Linked DNA regions of Homo sapiens: region 1 is linked to region 2. A link is a loop called in an ENCODE intact Hi-C map of the cell type or tissue named here. Cell type or tissue: HCT116. All regions are shown on one strand. Links, peaks and the distances in the headings refer to the core of each region. The heading gives the core; the rest is flanking DNA.

What was found. Peaks named below come from ENCODE experiments on the same cell type or tissue, not always from the same donor. Only the 100,000 strongest peaks of a DNase experiment are listed, where the experiment ranks them.
Region 1: a loop joins it to region 2, with 2.8 times the contacts of the local background. A loop is called at or near these places in 4 of 110 quality-filtered maps.

Annotation. Positions count from the first base shown.
Region 1 is chr12:130,658,655-130,665,842 of GRCh38, forward strand. All of the region lies in intron 1 of RIMBP2 (RIMS binding protein 2), which reads right to left. Among named protein-coding and RNA genes, the nearest start is that of RIMBP2, 54 kb to the right of the region's middle. RefSeq lists an enhancer at 2,140-2,639. In HCT116, for the core only: no CTCF peak of the experiment used is centred there; a DNase peak (open chromatin) is centred at 3,035.
Region 2 is chr12:130,744,681-130,751,868 of GRCh38, forward strand. No RefSeq gene overlaps it. Among named protein-coding and RNA genes, the nearest start is that of RIMBP2, 32 kb to the left of the region's middle. In HCT116, for the core only: a CTCF peak has its summit at 3,659 (motif pointing left); a DNase peak (open chromatin) is centred at 3,641.

The sequences.
Region 1 (7,188 bases), core at 1,784-4,283, 87 kb before region 2:
CCCTGAGTCCACAGAGGAGCAAGGCTGGGGCCATTTTATGAGAAAAAACAAGCTCCCTCCCGAGCCGGGTTCTGGGCAGGAGAGGACTCTGCTCCTGCAACCAGCCCGCACCCGCTGAGCCTTCGTTGCTGTGTCCTGTATCCCAGAAGAATGTGAGTGATGGTCTTGCACAGGGAGGCGGGTGGCAATAGACCAGGCGGAGATGCAAGTGCACAACGTGAGAAAAAATGCTGAAACTCTCGGCTCTAAACCATGCTCTTGGCATCCTCACCTCACTCAATCTCCCTTCCTCCACCATGCCAACCTCCCTTCCTCCACCATGCCAACCTCCCTTCCTCCACCATGCCAGCCTCCCTCCCTCCACCATGCCAGCACAGGGACTCCCCGTAAATCATCTTCATCCCCCTTTGTGGAAAGACTGAAGATCTGTATATGACAAGGTCAAGAGTGGGCTCACCCAGTGCTATCCAAGAGAAACACCGTGTCAGCCACCTGCATAACTTTACACTGTCTAGTGGTCACCTTAAAAAAAGTGGAAAGTAACAGATAAAACTAATTTTCATATTTTATTTCACTCAATGTATCCGAAATATTACCATTTCAACATGGAATGAATAATTAAAATTATTAATGTCGGCCGGGTGCGGTGGCTTATGCCTGTAATCCCAGCACTCTGGGAGGCCAAGGCAGGTGGATCACGAGGTCAGGAGATCGAGACCATCCTGGCTAACACGGTGAAACCCCATCTCTACTAAAAATACAAAAAATTAGCCAGGCGTGGTGGTGGCGCCTGTAGTCCCAGCTACTCGGAGGCTGAGGCAGGAGAATGGCGTGAACCCGGGAGGCGTATGTTGCAGTGAGCCCAGATCATGCCACTGCACTCCAGCCTGAGCGACAGAGCGAGACTCTGTCTCAAACAAAAAAAAAAAAGTGGAAGTAACAGATAAAACTAATTTTCATATTTTATTTCACTCAATATATCCAAAATATTACCATTTCAACATGGAATGAATTAATAATTAAAATTATTAATGCCGGCCGGGCACGGTGGCTCATGCCCGTAATCCCAGCATTTTGGGAGGCCAAGGTGGGCAGATCATCTGAGGTCAGGAGTTAGATACCAGCCTGGCCAACATAGTGAAACCTCATCTCTACTAAAAAATACAAAAATTAGCCAGGCATGGTGGCATGCACCTGTAATTCCAGCTACTTGGGAGGCCAAGACAGGAGAATTGCTTGAACCCATGAGGAAGAGGTTGCAGTGAGCTGAGATCTTGTCACTGCACTCCAGCCTGGGTGACAGAGCAAGACTCCATCTCAAAAAAAAAAAAAAAGAGTTATTAATACTATTTTACATTCTCTTTTCTTTTCCCGCACAGGGTCACTCTGTCACCATGGCTGGAGTAGTGGCACAATCTCGGCTCATTGCAACCTCCACCTCTTAGGCTCAAGCAGTCCACCTGCCTCAGCCTTCCAAAGTGCTGTGATTACAGGCGTGAGCCACCACGCCCAGCCCATTCTTTTACTACGTCTTCAAAAATCTTAACATGACACATTTCTGTTCAGTCAAGCCACAGTTCCAGAGCTCGATGGCCACAGGTGGCTCCTGTGTCTACGAGACAGGCAGAGGGCCAGGCTAGTGCTGCACCATGCATTCAGGAAGGGAGCAGGAACCTCCTCTCTTCATTCTCTACCCTTCTCTCTGGAATCTCATGGGAATCTCCTCTCGGTGACTGTTCTTATTGCCACGTGAACAACGGACCAAGGAGGATGGAGGTCTCTGAGGAGGGGCAGGATTCTGGTGGGAACCGTATGAGGGGAAACTGGGAGACAGGCATGGCCTGAAATGGGGTCGTGAATATGGAGAAATCTGGACGAAGCTGGAGCCTCAGGGTTGGAAGAGTTGCGGTCTCTGGGCTGGTGAGCACAGACTCCAGCTGCCTTGAACTCTGGGGCCCATGACAGAAACTACTCTCCTGCCCCATGCTGGAGGCTGCAGGAGTGGGGCCACCCTGCCTGCGCCCCCACCCCAGGTTCGGCTCTTTGGTGGGTGAGGTGGGGGCCTTCCCTGGACCCTGTTTCTCTGATTGAGCATTTGACGTAAAGACGCCAGAGCCCCTTGAACCCATGTGCAATTTCACATGGCGGCACGCACCAGGGCTCTGAAGTATCACAGCTGGCGTGTCACGCAGGCCACCTGCATCATGGCCAGGCAGACTTGTATTCAGACACACCACCCACCTGCCCTCTACAAGCCCCATGATGTTGAAAATGACATAATTGGCCCAGCACGATGGCTCACGCCTGTAATCCCAGCACTTTGGGAGGCCAAGGCAGGAGGATCACTTGAGCCCAGGAGTTCAAGACCAGCCTGGCCAACATGGCAAGACCCTGTCTCAAAAAAAGTACATAATATCTCAGATTCTCAATTTTCTTACCTTAAAACCAGAATAACTGCCGCGGTGGACAGCTGCCATTCGCAGTCTGTATTCCAGCAGCCATGCCTCCTCTTGGTGGCAAGGACACCTAGCTTTCCTTGTGGACTAATCTATTGTTCCTCAACTGAGTCCAGGTGATCTGGGTGCCCCTGCTGCTTAGGGTCAGTCATGTGACCACACCTTAGCCAATCGGAGGGTATCATTCTCCTGGGCACAGTGATTGGCTCAGGGCTAGACAGGTGAGCTGAGCTGGTAATTAACTAGTAATTAACTAGCCTCAGCATTGTTGTGGGAGTTATACAAAAAGGCTCCTTTCCATGGCCCTCTAGCCCAGAAGCATGTGAGCCATTGGCTGAGAAGTGCAGAGAGACCAAGAATCTACACACAGTATTTGAGCTCCTAAACCATTACTGGTCATATGACCCCTTTGCACAAACTAAAAAGAGGTGCTGACCGCTGACAACTGTCTAGTGAGGTGAGCAAATCTGCAGTGCTGTGGTGTGTGTAGCAGGCGTTAGCATCTGATGTGGCATAAAGCTTACGTAACTACACGCAATGACCCTATCAGTGCCCAGCCTCTGACAGGTCAGTCTCACTAATAAATTCCCCTCTCTGCTTAAGCACAGTTTGGGTTAGAGTTTTGGTAACTGATGAATCAGAGCTGATGCAATAACTACGGTCAGTGAAGACAAAATGAAGCCACCTAGATAAAAACCCAAGCCTCGCACCTGCAGAGTAGCCCCTTCATGAGTATGCATCTCTGTTCCCGGTCACGACTGTGGAAATGAAGGTTCCAGAACTCTGAAAGTCTGGACTGTGTTCCCTCTTCTCTGCACTATTTCTGTATGTGTCACATGAGCAAGACCCTTAGGAGCTCTGAGTCTCAGCTGTGCAGGACTGAAATCACCTGGGCTTACCTACTTGGAGGGAATGGGGCTGCACTAGGTGCTTCTGCAGGCTGCAGCTGGCCCCACGCCCCAGCAGGGGTCACACGGACTCCATTGCCCTGAGCACTCCCTCCCAGGTGCATTCATTCCCGCTCATCACACAAGACCTGGGGTCTCCAACAAATTCCCTAAATTTCACCCTCAATCCAGCCAGTAGCTGACCCGTCACGCTCTGGGGAGAGGTCAGTCTGGGGCAATTCTCGCCAATGTGAAGGGTGCATGAGGGCTTGCACAGTTCGAGTCTCGCGTCTCCTCCTTGGCCAGGCTTCCTGCTTATGTTTCCTAGGCCAGCCAGTTTCAGCACCAAGCCACCTGGGAAGCTTTTAGGAATCTGGAGGCGGAGCGCGGTGGCTCACGCCTGTAATCCTAGCACTTTTGGAGGTTGAGGCGTGTGGATGACGAGGTCAAGAGATCGAGACCATCCTGGCCAACATGGTGAAACCCCATCTCTACTAAAAATTCAAAAACTAGCTGGGCATGGTGGTGTGTGCCTGTAATCCCAGCTACTTGGGAGGCTGAGACAGGAGAATCACTGGAACCCGGAAGGTGGAGGTTGCAGTGAGCCAAGATCACACCCTTGTACTCCAGCCTGGTGACAGAGCAAGACTCCGTCTCAAAAAAAAAAATCTGGATAGGCTGGGCACAGTAGCTCACACCTGTAATCCCAGCACTTTAAGAGGCCAAGGCAGGAGGATTGCTTGAGCCCAGGAGTTTGAGACCAGCCTGGGCAACATAGCAAGACCCCATCTCTACCCCACAAAGAAAAAATAGCTGGGTGTGGCGGTGCACTCCTATGGTCCCAGCTACCTGGGAAGCTGAGTTGGGAGGACTGCTTGAGCCCAGAAGGTTGGAGCTTCAGTGAGCTATGATCATGCCACTACACTCCAGCCTGGGTGACAGAGTAAGACCCTGTCTAAAAAAAAGAATCTGGATGTCCCAGCTGTTCCATAGGATAATTAACCAGAATCTCTGTGGGTGGGAAAGAAGGCACCTGGATATTTTTAAACCATCCCAGGTGGTTCCCACGTGCGGCCAAGTTTGGCTCTAACACCTTCAACCAGCAGGTTCTGCAGGCAGGAGGGGCCGGCTGGGTTATTTTTGCCAAGTATCAAGAGGATAACAGGGTGGAGGGAGGGCTGGGATGACTGATGGTCAGAGGTCAAGTATCTGCCACCTTCCTCCCCTCCTGCTCCACCCCCTCAGAAGTTGCTGTCAACCATCCTAAAGACAGAGAGGAGACAGCCCTGTCCATGCGCCCTGAGACAGCCTGGGAGGGGGCCAGGCACCTGTTGACAGAATTTCTGGCCTTTCATGGATTCAAATCCACATGTCTGGCCAAAGAATAAAATAGTGATTTCAACTAGGCAAGTTCAGCAGCAGACAGAAAGCTTTTATTTCTTAAAATTGCCTTTTTTTCCACTGAAAACAGGAAGAAACACAACTAAGAGTAAAAATTAGGTTTATAAAAGTACAAAGTGCCAGAAACATAAATAGATGACTCACCAAAAAGACACTAAAATGCCACTCAAAAAATGAAAAGATGTTCAACTTCACCTGTAAGAAGAGAAATGCAAATGAAAACTACACTGAGATACTCTCAAACTGGCAAGTTACCCAGCCTAGCAGCACCGTGACATGGGTGTCCCCAGACGCCTCTGAGTGGGGTAGGAGTCAGAACGGAACTTCCCGCTGGGTACTTTAACGAAGTTTTGGGTTCACTGGCTTCCTGACTGGCAACCCTGCTTCTAGGAATTTACCCTCAAGACAACATAAAAATGGCCTTTAAAGATATGCAAATACATATGCACAGGTTATTCCATACCGGTTTGTTAATAATTGTGAAATACCAGAAACAGCCTAAATGCTCACACATACGAGGCAGGTTGAATAAGCGCTGTCTTCACACAGCGAAGAACTGTGCAGGACCTGAGGAGGGGAGATCTCTGTGAAGCATTGTGGAGCAATTTCCAGGCTATATTGTGGGTTTTTTTTAAAAAATCTATTGTTTTAATTGACAAAAAGAATTGTGTATATATGTATTGTATATCTATAGTAACCCCTAGGCTCAAAAAAATAAAAATAAAAAAGAAGTGTCAACAAATACTGAACCCCACTTGGTAAAGTCTTTTCCCCTAGGATTAAGCAGATAAATATGTATGTTGCCTAAAATAGAATCCAGGTTTCTCAGTCTCAGAGGAGGGAGTTGAAATACAGAAAGAGGAGAGGCTGGAATAAAACATGTGCGGTTAAACTGGATTTGAAGGCATCAAATAGAGATAAGTTGGAAATAGACACAGAAATACACACACACATGCACACACATATGCACGTGCATGCACGCACGCGCATGCACACACACGCACGCACGCACGCACACACACGCACACACATGCATGCACGCACACACGCACACACATGCACGCACACACACGCACGCACACGCATCACACACTCCCCATCCTGGCTCTGTCGACTACAGGACCTGGAGGTCATGACACCTCGGCTGTCATGAGCACTCCTCACACCCAGATCTTGATTTCTAAATATCACTCGCCACCCAGAGAAGCACGGGCTCCTTCAGGAAGGGGCTAACTCTACAGCTATGTCAGAGAAAGTATAGGTTGATCCTACAGCATCTCATTTCATAGAAAGTAAAGAGGGACTCAGAAATGACAGCCACGTGTCCAAAAGACATGGGAACCAGCTTTGAAGGAGCTCCCGCTGACCTTTCAATTTCAGCTTTAAAATAATGGCAATAAATTTAACCTTGGAATAAAATAAGAATCCATCAGTCCATACTGATATAAATGAACATAAATAAAGGGGGGCGGGGCAGGGAAGGCTTTCCTGCCAAGGATGGGCCCATTCACAGAGGCCGGAGGGACAACAGGAAAACTGCCCCTTGTACTAATCAATCAACCGGAACAGCGAGCTGTCTGGACCAGAGCCGCCCTCAGCAGGTGTGAGCAGCATGCTGGAGTCCGACGAGGAACCAGAGTCTCCACTCACTCACCAAACCCTACCACAACTCCTGGCTTCACCAAACCCTACCACAACTCCTGGCTACGTGAAGAGGGGGCCCTGGGAATTTCACAGGAGAGCAATTCAACCATGTGATCAAGTTAACATCCCCAGTAACATGACATCCTGAAATCACGTGTTTCCTGATGCCATGCTCCGAGATGGAGGCAAATTCCTGAAAAAACACAACACCCCAGCTCATGCCTGTAATCCCAGCACTTTGGGAGGCCGAGGTGGGTGGATCACTTGAGCTCAAGAGTTCAAGACCAGCCCGGGCAACATGGTGAAATCCCATCCCTACTAAAAATACAAAATTTAGCCAGGCACAGTGGAGTGCACCTGTAGTCACAGCTACTTGGGAGGCTGAGGCAGGAGAATCACTCGAACCCGGGAGGCAGAGGTTGAATTGAGCTGAGATCGTACCACAGCGAGCCGAGATCACGCCACTGCACTCCAGCCTGGGTGACAGGGCGAGACCCTGCCTCAAAACAAACAAAAACACCCAAATCTAATTGTGAGGAAACATCAGACAAACCCTCCGTGAGGAACCTTCTGTAAAACTACTGTCCTTCACTCTTCAAAAATGGTCCAAGGGAAGAAAGACAAGGAAACATTACAGGTTAAAGGGGATTAACTGGACGCCACCAGTAAAAGTAGTACCTGGTATTGGATTGGATCCTGGACCAGAAACACACACACACACACACAGCTCTAAAGGACCTTATGGGGCAACTGAGACCATCTGACTGCAGACCCATCACGATACTGCAGCCATGTTACAC
Region 2 (7,188 bases), core at 2,439-4,938:
CTGGAATGAGAGGACGATAAGACTCTTGGGGCAGAAGCAGCTAAAGAAAGAATGGTACCAGTGAAAGGGCCAGGATGAAATCTTGGTGTAAATACATCTCATGCAACAACCTATTGCTCAAAGATCGAATATTCTACCGCTGAAAGATAATCCTTTAAGTTAAGAGACGACGATTCCAAAAAGCCCAGTATAATTGGAAAGAAGAAACATCATTTTATGGTAATGCTAGGGGTTTTATGCTTCACACAGGAGATTTCCCCAGAGTCTTCCAAAGACTAAATATCCGTATGTGTTGCCAACATGTCTACAAGTGTGAATTAACATAGCAATGTGCTGTTCACAGGTTTATTACCACAGCGTACATAACAGAGTCTCTTAGGCCACCCCAACCCCTGTCTCGGTTATTTCTTAGAGTCCCTGGAGGATATTTTGATTAGTCCTTATTTTTTAAGTTCAGACGGACAGCCTCCATCTGAACATAAGCATATGTGCACACACATGCATACCTGTGCACACACAGACAGGTGCGTAGGTCTTATTTCCCATTCTATGTCTTGATGTCAGGGACTCAAGAATTTGTAGTATTTTTCAACTGTACCACATACTTGATTCCACTATTCATCTCTCATTTAGTACCTCAACAATCTCTTCCCAAAATATCGGAATTTCTTTGTGAAAGTCCTCTCCAGAATCCTAGTTTCTTTCTATTACTAAGCTATTCCATGCTACACATAAACCCAAACGTGCCACCCAATTTCCTAAAACATAACTGAAAACCAGTACATGCCCTAAATATACACAACGCGTTGTTGTGTTAGTAGGTAGAAATCTCAGAACATCACTCCCTGGCCATCAAGCAATTCATGAGATTGTTACAAACCGTCGTTTTGAATGCGGTAGCTCCAGGATTTCTCCCTTAGTGCCATAACGTCTGAGATGCCTGGTGAGATGCCCGGTTCTTTTGCTGACACTGGGTGACCTTTTCAAAATATCTACACAAGATTTCAAGGCTCTACCCATTGCATGTTGAGTGTGAGTTGAGATTTTGTCCACTTATCATTTTGTTTAAAATATTGTGTTGAACTTAGGGACCCAAAATTTACATTTTCTCTTTAAACACATTCCTGAGAAGTGATATATGTATATCATATATATATAATATTCAATATTGTATATGTTATATATATGTATATGTATATATACACATGTTACATATACATATATGTGTATATATGTGGATATGTGTATATACACATGTATGTACATATAACATACATATACCATGTACAATATTTAAATACAATATTTAAATAATGGAACAATATATACACAAAGATTTAAATGCAATTTTTAAATTGTATTTAAATATACATGAATATTTAAATGTAATGTTTAAATTGTATTTAAATATATACGAATATTTAAATGCAATATTTAAATACCAAATATTTAATATCATATCTTATTTTATAAACCAAGAAGCGTACTCTTCCTGGAACATATCTACTGAGACCCCCTCCCCGCCATGGGATATAACTGTTTTTGAAGAACTGGGCTTTGAGGCTGGAACAGAGCTAAGGTTGAATCATACCTGCTCCACTTAGTAGCCATGTGAGCCGGGTGTGCTACAGAAACTCTGTTTTCTCTTGCATAAAACAAAAATAATAATAACGCCTGACACAGCGTGTTGTAAAATCAAATAAAATAATGCACTTTTTCCAAACCAATGCACGTTAATAGGAGCCAGAGAGCAGCCGTCCCCAAACTTTTGGCACCTGAGACCGGTTTCATGGAAGACGGTTTTTCCCACAGACCGAGGTGGGGAGGGGTTCCACCTCAGATCATCAGGCATTGGATTCTCCTAAGGAGCAGGCAACCTAGACCCCTCACACGCACAGTTCACAACAGGGTTTGAGCTGCTATGAGAATCTAATGCTGCTGCTGGCCTGACAGGGGGCGGAGCTCAGGTGGTCACGCTCGTCCACCACTCACCTCCTGCCGTGTGGTGCGGTTCCTAATGGCACCACTCTGTGGCTAGAGTGGGGACCCCTGCTATGGAGAATAAGGAAACCAGATACTTGGTTCCCTTTCTTGCAAGAGGAACATATTCGTGCCCATCCCCCTCTACTGACTGAAGCAGAGCCATGGCACCTGCTCCGGCCAACACACTGTGAGCAGTCATTGGTGTGCATGTCACTTCAGGTGAGGCGCTCTAGGAGTCCATGTGTGGTTTACCATGATCTTTTCCTTGTCTCTACCCACATGGAAAAATGCTTTCAGATGGAGCTTCCTTCCACCCAGACCCCTAGGAACTACAACAAGCAGAGCCCTCTTGATGACATATAATGGACATATAACATGATTGAGAAATAAACATATTTTTCAACCACTGAGGTTTTCAATGTGTTTGTTACAGCAGCATAACCTGCCCTATCGTGACTCACTCTCCTTGGCTCCTATTAAGTGTGCAATAAGACCTAGCCACGGGTGACCTTGGAAAAGTTGTTTCACCTCTTTAAGCTTCAGTGCCCTCATGTGTAATTCGGGGATGATGGCAGTCATATCCACCTGCTGGACCATGGTGGGGCTTAAATGCAATAACCCATGTTAAGTACTTAACACAGTAAGGGTTTCATAAATGTTGGTGGCAATTGTAATTACTATTATCATCATTATGATCATTTCCAAGGTAGTCAATAAACACTTTTGGAATTTAGCTGAGCTGGCCGGGCACAGTGGCTCACACCTGTAGTCCCAGCACTTTGGGAGGCCGAGGCAGGCAGATCATGAAGTCAGGAGATGGAGACCATCCTGGCCAACAGGGTGAAACACTGTCTCTACTAAAATACAAAAATTAGTGGGGTGTGGTGGCGGGCGCCTGTACTCCCAGCTACTCGGGAGGCTGAGGCAGGGGAATTGCTTGAACCTGGGAGGCAGAGGTTGCAGTGAGCTGAGATCGTGCCACTGCACTCCAGCCTGGCAACAGAAAAAAAAAAAAGAATTTAGCTGAGCTGGGTTTATCTATTCTCATTAATGGAGGGAGAAACTGACTCCATTTTTTCTGAGAGCCTGAACCCATACATCTCTGGCTTCTATGTCCAGGTCAAAGTCTCTCAACTGCTACACTGACCTAAAGTATCCGTGTCCTCAGGGTTGCTATTTTCACTCCTGCTCCCTCCATAGGAAAGGGTTTAGACCAACAGGGTCAGCTCTCCACTCTCCCAGCCTCTCTGTCCCCTCAGAGGAAAAAGCTGCATAAGCTTCTTGGCAGAACTCTCCACTGTTTCTCTCTCCACCGACAGCTTCTCCGCCCCTTGCATTTTCCTGTTTTCACTTTGCTTCACAACCGCCTGAGATTATCTGATTTTTAAGGGCAGCACTTGGCTCTGGCTGTGCTTTATAGAGCCCAAGGTGTGCTTAGGTGCCCTCGATGGTAGTAATTTGTCACTGTCTAGCTTGGCATGCCCCCTGCTCCATGCAGGCCTCCAGCCACAGGGGAGCCAGGCCCCACACACATGCAGAAATTGCAAAATCACCAGTTGCACATGGGATGGCAGAGAACCAGGGGCTTCACTTTAAGGCCAGGCTGGCTCGCACCAGCCCTGACGCAGCCTGAGACAACTGCCACCCTCTGGCGCCACCTACTGACAGCTTTCCCTCTCCCTCGAAGCCTCTGCACCCGCAATAAAAAAGGGAAGCGTTTGAGCTGACTGCAGCCTCTTCTGTAACTACCACTATGAGAATGGAAGGATAGCATTCAGATGCCTAAGGTAATACAGTAATGCATGCCCCTTGCAGAAGACACAAAAAAGCCCAAAGCAAAATGTCAAGTCCACCCCAAAAAGCCCTTCTTTGAAATAACCGTTGCTGGTATTTTTGGGACCTACCTTTCCAATGTATTTTATGTTATTATTTTATGGACTATACATACATTATAATTACGTGTATTTGTATACACATATAACAGTAGATGAAGACGGTTGTGATTTTATTTTGTTTTCCTAAATTCTGTTTTGTAACCTGATGTGTTCTACAGAGTAAACACTTTCTCATCATATAAATTTTTCTTTAAATCGTGACCTGTGAACATTACTATTACAGGAGCATTTCATAATGTATACAATAAGCATCTTCTGCTGCTTGGTGCCTCACTCGTCAAATTCTCCGGCGAATACCCCTGGATAGGACATTGGCTCCACCTCTTGCATTGTTTCATGGCCATTTATTCCTGGGAACAAAATGCCTGGATCAGTCGACACACGCATTTCATGGCTCTTGGGTCATGTTGCCAAACAGCCTTCCGGGATGCACCGATTTACATTCCTGTGGGCAGGCCTCTCTCGCTGCATCCCTGCCAACAGGAAGCATCATCCTTTTTTACAGATCGCGGCTAACTTGGAGGGTTTAAGATGGCACCTCTTTGCTTTGTCTGGGAGGCAGCATGGTGTGCTGACAGGTGCCAGAGATCTGGGCTCTGGTGAAATCCCAGCATGGCCCCTGACCAGCTGTGGGACCCTGGGCAGGTCACCTAAACTCTCTGGGCCTCAGTTTCTTCATCCATAAAACGGAATGATGAGAGCGCTGATGCCCCACAGGTATCGACGAAGAGTCGGACTCTGTAAAATATTCGAAGCTTATTCTGAGCCAAATATGAATGACCATGACCCGTGACACAGCCCTCAGGGGGTGCTGAGAACCTGTGCCCCAGGTGGTGGGGGCACAGCCTACTTTTATGCATATTAAGGGAGACACGAGACCTCCACCAAATACATGTAAGATTTACATTGGTTCCATCTGCAAGGGTGGGACAACTCAAAGCAGGGGTGGGGCTTCCAGGTCAAATGTAAATTTAAAATTTTCTGATTAGCAGTTGGTTTGTGAAAGGAAAATATCTTGGGCCCCCAAAATCACTAAAGAAAACTCAAGCTAAGAACTGCTGAGGGCAAATCTGCCTCCCATTCTATTCAAAGTCATCCCTCTGCTCACTGAGATAGACACATATCTGATCTGCCTCCACTGGCAAAGCTCATCAGAAACTCAAAAGAATACAACCATTTGTGTCTCACCTACCAGTGACCTGGAAGTCCCCTCCCAGCTTCGAGTCTTCCTGCCTTTGCTTCCAGTTGTCCCACCTTTCCAGACCGAACCAGTGTACTTCCTACATATATTGATTGACGTCTCATGTCTCCCTAAAATGTGTAAAACCAACCTGTGCCCGACCACCTTGGGCACATGTCATCAGGACTTCCTGAGGCTGGGTCATGGGTGTGTGTCTTCAACCTTGGCAAAATAAACTTTCTAAATAGTAACTGAGACCTCCGTCAAATGTTCTAGGTTCACAGGTTGAAAGCATTACTATCAATAGAAATAAATGTCTGGGTTACAATAAGGGGTTGTGGAGAGCAAGGTTTCATGATGCCGATGAGGCCTCCAGGTAGCAGACTTCAGAGAAAATAGACTGTAAATGTTTCTTTTCAGACTTAGGGTCTGCGTTGATGTTAAATGCTAATCAGCTTTTCCTGAGTTCCAAAAGGAAGGAGAGGAAGGCCAGGCGCAGTGGCTCACGCCTGTAATCCCAGCACTTTAGGAGGCTGAGGCAGGAGGATCACTTGAGGTCAGGAGTTCAACACCAGCCTAGCCAACATGGTGAAACCCCATCTCTACTAAAAATACAAAATTTAGCTGGGCATGGTGGTGCACACCTGTAATCCCAGCTACCTGGGAGGCTGAGGCCACATGAATCACTTGAACCCAGGAGGCAGAGGTTGCAGTGAGTCTAGATTGCACCAGCCTGGGTGACAGAGCAAGACTCCATCTCAGAAAAAAAAAGGTAGGATAGGAAAATGAGGCATGACTGACCTGCGCTTTCCATCATGCCCTGAACTAGTTTTTCAGGTTCAATTTGGAATGCCCTTAGGCGAGAGGAAGGGCCCATTCAGAAGGCTGGGGGCCTTAGAATTTTATTTTTGGTTTGCGTAGGTTTGTATGAACCTGAAATAAGGGAATCCGTGAACGGCGCTGAGAACAGTGCCTTGCACACATGAGTATTGGCTACCTCGATCGTCCCATGTTTAACTAACTGTGAACCCTGAAAATTTGAGACAGATCTCAGTTAATTTAGAAAGTTTATTTTGCCAAGGTTGAGGACCCACCCATGCCCCAGCCTCAGGAGGTCCTGATGACACATGCCCAAGGTGGTCGGGGCACAGCTTGGCTTTATACATTTTAGGGACACATGAGATGCCAATCAATACATGTAAGAAGTACATTGGTTCTGTAGAGAAAGGTGGGGACAACTCAAAGCAAGTCCCCTACACTGGGGGCTTCCAGGTGACAGGTAGGTGAGAGACAGATGGTTGCATTCTTTTGAGTTTCTGATAAGTCTTTCCAAAAGAGGCAATCAGAATATACATCTATCTCTGAGCAGAGGGGTGACTTTGAATAGAATGGGAGGCAGGTTTGCCCTGCATGGTCCCAGCTTGAAGAGGCCCAAGGTATTCTCCATTCATACAATGAAAGGTTGGCACGCTTTTTCAATCACCTGTGTATTTGGACAGATTTCATTACCCTGAGTTCACAGTTGCTCTCTTGAAATGAGATTCTTTATTTGTGAGCTGCACTGGCTTCTAGGACATTTACCATTAGGAAGATTTGATCTAAATATTACCCTATGGAGTGGAAGGGACTTTAGGATGCCGACGTAACTTTCAATTGTGTAATTGAAAGTTAGAATTGAGTCTATAATTCAATTTCAGAATTTTAAAAGCTGCTTTTGGTTAAAGACTACTACGACGGATTCCATGATGGAGAGAGTGACGGTGAGATGATGGATGCTGCCAAATGCTAACCGCAGAATCCAGATGGTGGTTCGTCCGTGTTACAGAACAATTCTTTCCCCCTTCTTAGATGTTTCAAAATTGCCATAAAAATTGTTGATGAGAAGAGCTGCTTTCATTGCATTGTTTCATTTATTTACTCTGGCCACGTGGATTTCTCCGTCTTTTTAGCTAGATCTGTCTTCTTTGACTGATTTTCAGATTGTTTTTACAGGGTCTGGCACTCAGCTCTTTTTTTAATATATGTAAATGTGTATCCTCCAGGAAGTGAAACCACTCTCAGGTGGTCGGCCGTCACTTCCCCCTGATAACTTTCCCGTCTGTCTCCAACTCAAACCCCTTCTCTGTCCAC